Linked DNA regions of Homo sapiens: region 2 is linked to region 1. A link is a loop called in an ENCODE intact Hi-C map of the cell type or tissue named here. Cell type or tissue: mammary epithelial cell. All regions are shown on one strand.

The links. Hi-C counts contacts between places; a loop is a spot of excess contacts. Peaks named below come from ENCODE experiments on the same cell type or tissue, not always from the same donor. Only the 100,000 strongest peaks of a DNase experiment are listed, where the experiment ranks them.
Region 2: a loop joins it to region 1, with 15 times the contacts of the local background. A loop is called at or near these places in 3 of 110 quality-filtered maps.

The regions. Positions count from the first base shown.
Region 1 is chrX:31,276,986-31,281,985 of GRCh38, reverse strand. The region is part of intron 62 of DMD (dystrophin); the gene reads left to right. Among named protein-coding and RNA genes, the nearest start is that of FTHL17, 210 kb to the right of the region's middle. RefSeq lists an enhancer at 2,380-2,674. In mammary epithelial cell, a CTCF peak has its summit at 2,523; no DNase peak of the experiment used is centred here.
Region 2 is chrX:31,606,688-31,611,687 of GRCh38, reverse strand. All of the region lies in intron 55 of DMD (dystrophin), which reads left to right. Among named protein-coding and RNA genes, the nearest start is that of FTHL17, 540 kb to the right of the region's middle. In mammary epithelial cell, a CTCF peak has its summit at 2,348; a DNase peak (open chromatin) is centred at 2,347; H3K27ac peaks cover 1,590 bases.

The DNA.
Region 1 (5,000 bases):
TCAGAAATAAAGAACCATTTCTCTACTGAAGGTCATCAACTCATTTGAGGGCCATAGATCAGTAAAAAATAACTTAGTCTGAGACATTCAAATCACTTGCTTTTTAGGTAAATATTTTGGCTTTTAAAATGACACAAATCTGACCAAAATGTTACTCAGCTTTATGGGAACGGGATTCTTTTCTAGATAATCTTAGGGACGATCTTAACTCATATTGTTTTTGTTCAGAGACTAGGTCTAATTTGTTAGAAGTGCTGCCATGGGATCTCATTCTACTCAACAGGAGTGCATTCTTCTTATCCAGTATCCACTAAAAGTCACTCCTCCTCCCATGAAAAGAGTTGCCAGTGGAAAACTCAGAGAAAACATGGGAAGGGATTGGTGATGTCATATAAGGAGATTAGAAAACATTTTTTTAACGTTTAAAAAGTAAAGAGATGAATTTTAAAATTTACAAACCAATAAGTTTGATGTTGATGAGCAACAAAATCCTGGAAAATGACATCGTACTGATTATTAATGATTACATAGGATAACATGCTGCTGGGAATCAGCGTGATACTCTCAAAATCTGCCATGTCACATGCACCTCATTTTCATTTTTTTTATGGCTGCTTGATGGTTAGATGAGAAGACTGTTAGAGACAGCATAACTTAGGATTTTACACCACATTTTTCAAGTTCTCTTTTGAGAATATTGGGTACAAGATAAAGAACAGTGGGGCTGGCTAATAGGCTGAATTTGAAGCTGATTAAATAATGACATCTAAAGAATGTCAATTAATAGATCTAGATCAACACAAAATAGAGTCTCTGTCGTTGGCCCTGCCTTTGCACATGGCTGTTTCTTCTTCAGTCATCTCTTAAGCTCAACTCAGCCCTCTGCCTGAAGACCTCATTTGGCCAGTTTTGCCCATTCATTACTACTGTGAACTCTCTTTTGTTATTTTTTTCCTGTTTTATTCTGAGAATGGATTGAGCTAGATATGTGGAAGTTATGGGAAAGCATATTTTAACTAAATATTAAAGAAACTTTTGTAATCGAGCTCTCCAAAAAATAAAATCCGCCACTTTGAAAAGCATTAAACTCCCTGTACAGTAGATTTTCAAGACTGAAATGACTGTCTCACCCCTAAAGGCAATTTCTGTATTGGATGAGAGGATATAATTCATTAACCTTTAAGGTCACTTGTGAATCTAATGTTTTGATATTTTCGGAATTAATCAGAAGGGAACTGACAGCATGACCTGAATCTGTCCTATATTTATGTAAACATCCTGTGTGATGCACCTCATTCTTTGTGCAGTTGTATGCATTTTTGAATGTTAAATTTGATTTTAGGGCAAACGCTTTTTTAAAAAAATTTTAAAATAAACTTTATTAAATAAAAATTTACACACAGTAAACTGCCTCCATTTAAAGTGGTTCAGCGATTTTTGGCAGATGTGTACTTGTGAAACCACCACTGCAGTCAAATGACAGAACGTTCTTACTCCCCCAAAAGCCTCCTTGTGCCCCTTTGCAGGTCATTTTTCCTTTCACCCCTGATTCTAGGCAACCACTGATCGTCTTTCTCTCACTGTGTATTACTTTGCATTTTCAAGAATTTTCTATAAATAGAATCATACAGTATTTTTGTATGTATCTGGTCTCTTATATTCAGCATAATGATTTTGTTTCCAGCTTGAGGATATTATGAATAAGACTGCTAAAAATTGTATACTTGTTTTTCTAAATACCCCTTATAAAATCTTACTTTTGAGAAGCATATTACTAAAATAACTTCCCAGGTTATATGTGTATTTGTTCTTTCTGTTCATTTCAGCATTATCTTATTAACAAGCAACTGGAGGACATGCACCAAGGATAAATTGACTAGGTGCTAACTGAATTTGTGAGAAAGGCCTAGTTTCTAACGTTCTTTCTTGGGAGCAGATGTGTAACAGCTACTTTTGCTGTATAACAGACCAACCCCAAAACTTACTGGCTTAACACTGAGGTCAGCAAACATTTTCTGTAAAGGACAACATAGTAAACACTATAGGCTTTGTGGAGCACTTTGCATCTTTGTTGCACATTCTTTTTCTTTTTACAACTCTAAAAATGTAGTCATACTTAGCTGAGAGGCTGTACAGAAGCAGGCCATAGACCAAATTTGAACAATAGTTCATAAACTCTATAACACAATGGCCAGCCATTTACTTAGCTCACTATTTGATGGGTGGATTGGGCCATTTATGTGGTGTGACCAGTTGTACTACTGTTTGCCAGGCATGCTTATGCATCTGTAGTCAGCTGGCAGCTGGATAAGCTATCGTGACCTGACTCATATGTCTGATGGTTGACAGGCTGTCATCTAGGAACAGATGCAACTAGGTTTGTGTGTATCTCATCATCCAACATGCTAGTTCAGGCTAGTTCACATGGAAACTTCTCAGGTTTCTGCTTGTGTCATGTTTGGTAGTGTCCATTAGCCGAAGCAAGTCATGTCATAGGGCCATCCCAGATGTAAGGAGTGGGGAAAGACTCCACCTGTTGGTGGGAAGAGATACAAAGGCACACTGCAAGAGCTGGACACCAAGGAGAGGGCTAGAACTTTTGGCCATGTTGCAAGATATCACAAAATATTCAAGAAAAGTTACAGGAAGGTTCCTCTGTGGACTAAATTCTCTTCTGAATTTAGATGTAGGTAAAATGGAGTGTGCTGTTAAAATTCATGCTTTGTGAGTAATCATTGCTAGGCTAAACTGTTTGTGGCTTCACAGCCAATGGTAGACATACAGCATCCATAATCTAGTGCTTTTAAAAATATAAGAAATACTGATTACAAACATAGTTAACCACTTATTAGTACTGGGAATTTAATGAAAGCTGCTGTGATTAAATACTGAAAAAAGAAAGATTGTGGGTTTCCTTCTGGTAACTTTCAAAGCTGGTCACTCTTTTGAAAGGAATTTTATTCTTAAAGCTGTTATTTTTACTCATAATATGCTTAATACCCCCATGGCTGCAGACTGTCTAAAATGTTCCTACAATTATATGAGAATACTTTTAAAAATCATGATAATTATCAGTCTTCATGGACACTTATTCAGATTAATTTCCCCAAGCACTTAATAGGATGAATTTATAAGCATTAAATAGAATGGGGACCATCCAGCCCTAAAATGTGACCATTCTGTCAGGCACACACTTGCCAATTTGTTGGCGTGGACCTGAGCACACTAGCAAGGACTTTGAATTAGGTCTCACTGCAAGATGGAAGCAGAAGGGCATTTCTCAGTTTATGTTTTGAAGTGTTTTGTTCAGACAGGCAACGTGCAGTTGTGTATAGTAGTGTGAGCTACCTGTTACTCCCCTTAACAATACTTTTAGCAGCAATGTTTTTCCTCCTGCAATGTGACAATATCACCATGCCATTTGGAAGAAAACAAAAAGGCTGAGTGATTCCTGGTATACTCCCAAACAGCCACCCAAACGAACAGCTGGCAGAGAAGACACCCCCTAAAACTTGGAGCAGATTCTCAGCCCCTGCAGCATCTCATGTGGTTAGAACTTCAGACTTGATGAACGCCTCCCCAACTTGCTCCCCCTCCTGAATCTTTTAATCCTCCTCCAGTCTCTTGTAATGTTCCAGCCCTTACCAGGGAATAAGACTGCAAACTGTCTTCCGTCAACTTCTTTCCAAATCCTAGTCTAGAGAAATTATAATGATGCATGATTGTCCAGTGGGCATGTATAGTTTGTCCATTTCTTTATGTAGTAAAGCCTGTAGCTTTCATCTTTTTTGCCAATCCACTATAAAAATTAATTTTATATGTCATCCTGGTACACACACACACGCACACACGCATCTATATCTGTAAATCTTTTTCTGTCTATTCATGCTTGTATGATTGAAAGAAAAGTTTCACAAAACATTACTTACCCATACCAAATAGTACACTTTCATATTTTTTTTTTTTTTTTAATTTCAACTTCTATTTTAGATACAGGAGGTACATGTACAGGTTTGTTACATGGGAACATTGCATGATGCTAAGGTGTGGGGCTCATGACCTGTTACCCAGATTGTGAGCATAGTACCCAATAGGTAGTTTTATAACCCATTTTCCCCACTCCAACCTCTACACTGTCATATTTTCTATTCTTTTCTGTTTCATTAAGAACAATACTGGTAATGATCCACTATATAGATTTCATGACGTACTAAGGGTTCATGACCTGCAGTTTGAAAAACACTGTAGTTAGTTTTATCTCCACCTCAGGCCAGGTCATCAGAAAGCTGCATTCTTAGACCACTTTGCCTTGGCCCCCATAAGATTGCCTCAACTCAGGTGTACCTCGGCATCATGTTCCTGGCTTATGTCGAGGGGCACTGAAAACTGCTGAAGGGATTTTTCTGAAAGTCGACACCATGCAGTGTCTCCCACCTTAGATCCCATGCAGATCTGTTTATTCAATCTAAGTCATTCCAGACTTGGATTTTCCTTTGTTTCACTTACACTCTTTCCTCCTTATCAATAATCCAAATAATAAAATCGATCATATTTCCTTTTATATTTTTTCTTTTGCTTTGACATCTACAAAGGCCACAACCAAATTATACCCACCTTTTAAAACACTTTTTTACTGAAATATATTAGGCATGTAGAAAATAAGGGAGATGCTGGTTAAAGGATATGAAACTTCGGTTAGGAGGAATAAGTTCAAGAGCTCTATTGTACACCATGGTGACTATAGGTAATGAAAATCTAGTATAGTCTTGAAAATTGCTAAGAGAGTAGATTTAAGTATTATCACCATAAGAAATGATAAGTATATGAGGTAATGCATATGTTACTTAGCTTGGTTTAGCCATTCCACAGTGTATACATATTTCAAAACATGTTATACATGATAAAGATATACAATTTTTATTTGTCAATTAAAAAAAAAGAAAAAATGGCTTAAACTTATACAGTTCAGTGAATTTTCACAATCTGAACACACTCATTTA
Region 2 (5,000 bases), 330 kb before region 1:
ACTGGAGGCTGAGGCAGGAGGATTCCTTGAACCCAGGAACTGGAGGAAGCAGTGAATGACACTGTACCCCAGCATGGTCAAGATCCCAAATCAAAAAGAAATGATTAAAATGATCAATTTTATGTTGTGTATATTTTGCCACAATACAAAAATGGGGAAAAGCCTATTCGCTTTTAAGTATCCTTAAAAAGGCACAGCTTCTTCAGCTAACAGACTCTAAAACTTTTTTTAATAGAAGTATTAAGGTATTTAGAGAGTGCAAAATATCTTATTTTAAGTCAAGAAGTTAGGGTCCTGTTCCTAAACACTAGCCTCTGTAATCCTGGGGAAGTCAGTGCTGTTGGAGATCTCAGGTTGATCTTCTGAAAAATGATGGATCTAGGTAAAAGATATGTTTCTCCAGGTTTACATACCACGGACACCATCTTTACTTGGAAACTTTATTAAAAATGCATTGTGTCAGAAGCTCTCTGGGGATGGGTCGTGGAATCTGCATATGTAAAGAGCCCCTAGGTAGTTCTTGTGCCCACTTAAATTTGAGAACCACTAGACCAGATGTTTTGCTTATGGCCCTTTCAGCTCTGAAATTTGAAAAAAAAAAAAATGATTCTGCAAGACAGAGTCTCTGTGCTTTTGCAGGATAAAGAAATGAAGAAAATAATACTTCCTGCTTGTGTTGGAGCATTTTTTTCATTTGGTATCCCCATCTCCAGTGGCTAGCCAATCAAGAATAGTATTGTTTATTCTTCCCACTGTTTTGAAGATACAAAAGGAAAAGCTAAGCCAGATGACACCTAAAGGCTTCCATTACCATTTTCATGTTTTTCCCTTTGCATAAAAACTGTCCATGCCTCCATCAGAGCCATGATCACTAGTACAATGTTACACTCTAATGACTCATGACATTAAATTATATCTTAGCCTAATATGACCAAATTACAATATCAGAATAAAAATTTCTTTTTTCAGGTTGAATCCCATAACTTAATCCAATTATAATACTGGCTGAATTTTTCACAATTATGTCTCAGTCTTGATTTAGGGAATCTTCTCTTTATCATAAAAATGCATTTTGTTAAACATGTTTCATTATAATCAATTTCTCAAAAGTAAAGTTAATCAAGAGAAGGAAAAAAGGTTTTGTTTTGATTTGATTTGGAATGTGTATGTGTGTTTACTGTATTGAAATAGATTCTGTCTGAAAGACTGTATATAAGATAAAAAGTACAGAAGAGTAGTCAGAGAGTTATTACCCACCCCTGACTGATGGTGAATAGATTATCTAAGTATCCCGTAAAAGGCACAACTCCTTCAGGTATATTTTACAAATTAATTAGTAACTTTCTAGCCAAATTTGTGTCTTAAAGACACCAGCTAGAACTTGGTTAGTTCTAGCAAAGAAGATTATTTTATTCTGAAACAGGTTTTTGTTGTCGTTTTACTTATTTGAACTTTTTTCTTGAATATGTATTTCTTTGCACATAAAATATATTGACTTATGAATGTGATTAAAATGGAAAATAATTAGTTGATTTTAGAGAGACAGAGAGAGGAGAAGAGAAGTGTGAAGGAGAGAGGGAGGATAGAAAGGAGAGAGGGAGAACAGGAAGGACAGAGGGAGAATGGGAAGGAGAGGGAGAGAGAGAGACAGAGAGAGAGGAATGGAGTGGGTAATAAGCAAGAGAAAAATGCCAATCATATGCTTTGCTAGTGTGTAAAGTCTGATAACCCAAGGGAGAGAGGACTACTCTGGCCTAGTGAAACAAAGGAAAGAGAAATATGGTAGAATATTCTCCTGGTGCTTCACCAAATGTGACACCAGAAGTCTGACAGAAGTCATGTCAGCATTTGAGCTCCATAAAACTCAGGCTATCGACCTACCATGTGAGAGTCTCAAAATGAGTTTAGGTAGGGGCAGAGGAGTTGAAATCCAGTAACATATGCAACAGTGATCACACCAGGATTGCACATAGAAAGCAAATTAGTCCTCTAATAGAGACGCCAATTTGAAATTCACCCTCTGAGCAGGTTTTTAAGCACACTCTTCTTTTACTTTTCTATTTACAAAAATGGAACACCACCAGAAAAACAAGAATTTGAAAGACGAGATGAGAAAAGTAAGTTGTAATTGGAAACAGACAGAATGTGTACACAAACACACACACACACGCACACACACGTGCATGCACAGGTGATGAGAGAGTAGTTTGCCTACATGGTGTATCTGACTAAGAAGACTTTTTGCTCTGGTTGTCTTACAGGAAGTGACTAAATCTCATGATGTGAAATATTTTCTTGCATATTGTATTGGAAAAGAAAATAATTTTCCCAAACTCCTTAGGGGCAGTGTTGTCTTATAATTCCCATATAGTATATGCTCTTCAAGTAAGTAACTCCAGAGTTGAGTAAGACAAGACTCGTGACTCAGATGGCATGCTCTGCTCCCTAGACTAGACATTGCATCAGTCTGCCTATACTCACATCCGCTGTTAAAGGATTGCCTCCAGTAAAATATGTCTTTTAATTCCTTATACAAGAATCTGGAAAAAAAAAGTAAGATTCTCTATTTCTTAAATTTAGCAGCAGGTTAATCACTGATAACAATAAAAATACATAACAATCATCTAGCACGGGTAAATATTGTGGCAAAAATTACACCCTGAAGAATTCAGTCAAAGATATAAGTAAGTACACATCATTGTCATGTTCCACAATATATCATCTGCTTTAAAGAAACTGTTATGTAGCTGTAGTAGATTTAATCATTAATCCCATTTCTTCTCCACCTTCTGCAATCACAACCTTAACAATGCCTCCTTATGAGTGGAATGTACTTCCCAACCCCTAGTCTTAGGGGTTGGCCATGTGATTTGCTTTAGCAAATGGTAAATGAGCAGGAGTGAGAGGTGACAGTTTTCAGCCTAGGCCTTAAGAGATCTATACATTCCTGTTTGTGCTTCTGCTATCATTCTGAGAACACGTCCATCTAGGCTGCTGGTCTCAGGAAAACGATAAAAGACATGAACAGCAGGGCTGCACTAGCCATTCACATCCAGGAAAAGAAATGATTGTTGCATAAAGCCATTGAGCTTTATTCTACATTACTGTGACAATAGCTAATTGAAATAGTAAATATACTTTGGTTTTTCCTAAATGCATATTGAAAATTAATAATATTAGCCATCTGTATGATAAAAATATAAAGCCTATGTTTTATTTTTTAATGGTTCACTGCCCTAAATAAATTTCCAAAAAGTAGATGTTCCCTTGTCTAGTGATGTCATTATATTTTATTTATACATCATAAACACACTGTTTATTTCTGCTCATTTTTTTGTAAGTAACATGTGTTACCGCCAATCTTGAGATGATACACACACTTCTGTACTAAATTTTGGAAAACATATTAGCTACCCACTCCTTATATCAAAATATTGCCTAATAATGTGTTTTGTTTTAATCCTTCATGAATTTCCAGGAGAACTGAACTGATACTTGGGTTTGTGAGATATATGAAAATAGTGAACATGAACTTCTGGTTTAACCCTTGTGATGATAATGGAATCATAGCTCTGTTAATTACTCTTGTGGTTTGTCTTCCTAGAGATAATCATGTACAAAATTCCTTTCCAATTTGTTATATAATATTAGAAATACTTCCAAAATTGGCATGGATTTATTGTTATCATTTGTTGGCACAATCATTAAAACGAAACCCATAAAGCTAGATAATTAAATGTTTACAAAGCTATAGTACTCAAAACAAAAACACTGTGAAAAGAGATTTTTTAAATAATAGTTTTTGCATGCCTTTTGAATAATTGGATTATTCTGAATTTCTTCATGTTTAGTCCCTGAATCTAAGTCATACCGTCTACATAAAAATAGATGTCAGCTGAAGAAAACCAGGCAATGGATTTGTCTTGACGACAATCTTTTTATATGTTCAGACTTCATTTAACATTAGACTTGTCTGTATTTGAAATTGGTATTTCTTTACATTTCTGAATTTAGGGAAATGGCACAAGAGAATAACATTAATTTCCTCTGCATTTTGGCCTAATCAAATTTGAGCCTTTCAAGAGACACAGCCAAGTCAATTCAAAGAGACATATGAAAAGACTACTGTTAATGTATCTTTAAAATGAATTAGCGGCATGAACTGTTGCTAGGTGAGTTAGGTATAGTTGTAGTTTTTAGTAACCCTAAGAGAAGATGCAGTGCATTCTAAAATGTCACAAGGAGTTTGATTGCTCAAAATTCTGGGAGATTGGCTCTCTGCAAGGCTTCTTGATGTCATTGTTCCTAGAGGAATGTTGTTCCAGTACCTATAGCGATTGCAGCCATAACTATTTATGTGTCATTGTAGCCATTGTTATTACTACATGCTTCACATACCTCTACTGAGGTCTAAAGAATTAGTGGACTTCATATTCTGGAGAGAACACTTGAAGAACCAAACAGAAGTTTGATGTGAATCTGCATATCCACCATTATTGTTCATAGGTTCTCAGGATTAGTTGAGTGATGCCTTAAAGAAAGAAAGTCAGATGATAGGTCTTCCTGCTGCCCGCACCACATCATGAGTGTTATTCCTATAGAGGAGGAGTAAAGAGTGGGAAGAAAATGAAATCTGTCAATACTGTGAATATATAAATAATAAAAGTAGCAGTAGGACTGATTAATTCTGAATCATCTTTATGAAATGACTGGAGCCGTGAAAATGCTCAGTCTGCACAGCTGATTGAGAAATGTATGCAATCTGTTGATCGGAATTTATTTGTGAATGCTCTCTTCCAGAGATTTATATACCAGAGTTCTTAAAACGAATTTTGTCCCCATGAAAAGAAAACTACAGATCTGTAAGACTGCAATTTAAAATGGAAGAAAACATGTTCCCACTTGAAGAACAACTTTCAAACAAACAACTGATACAAAAAAGTCAAAAGCTGTTTTGTTTTATATAATAGTTTCAGAATACTTCCAGTCAATATATACCT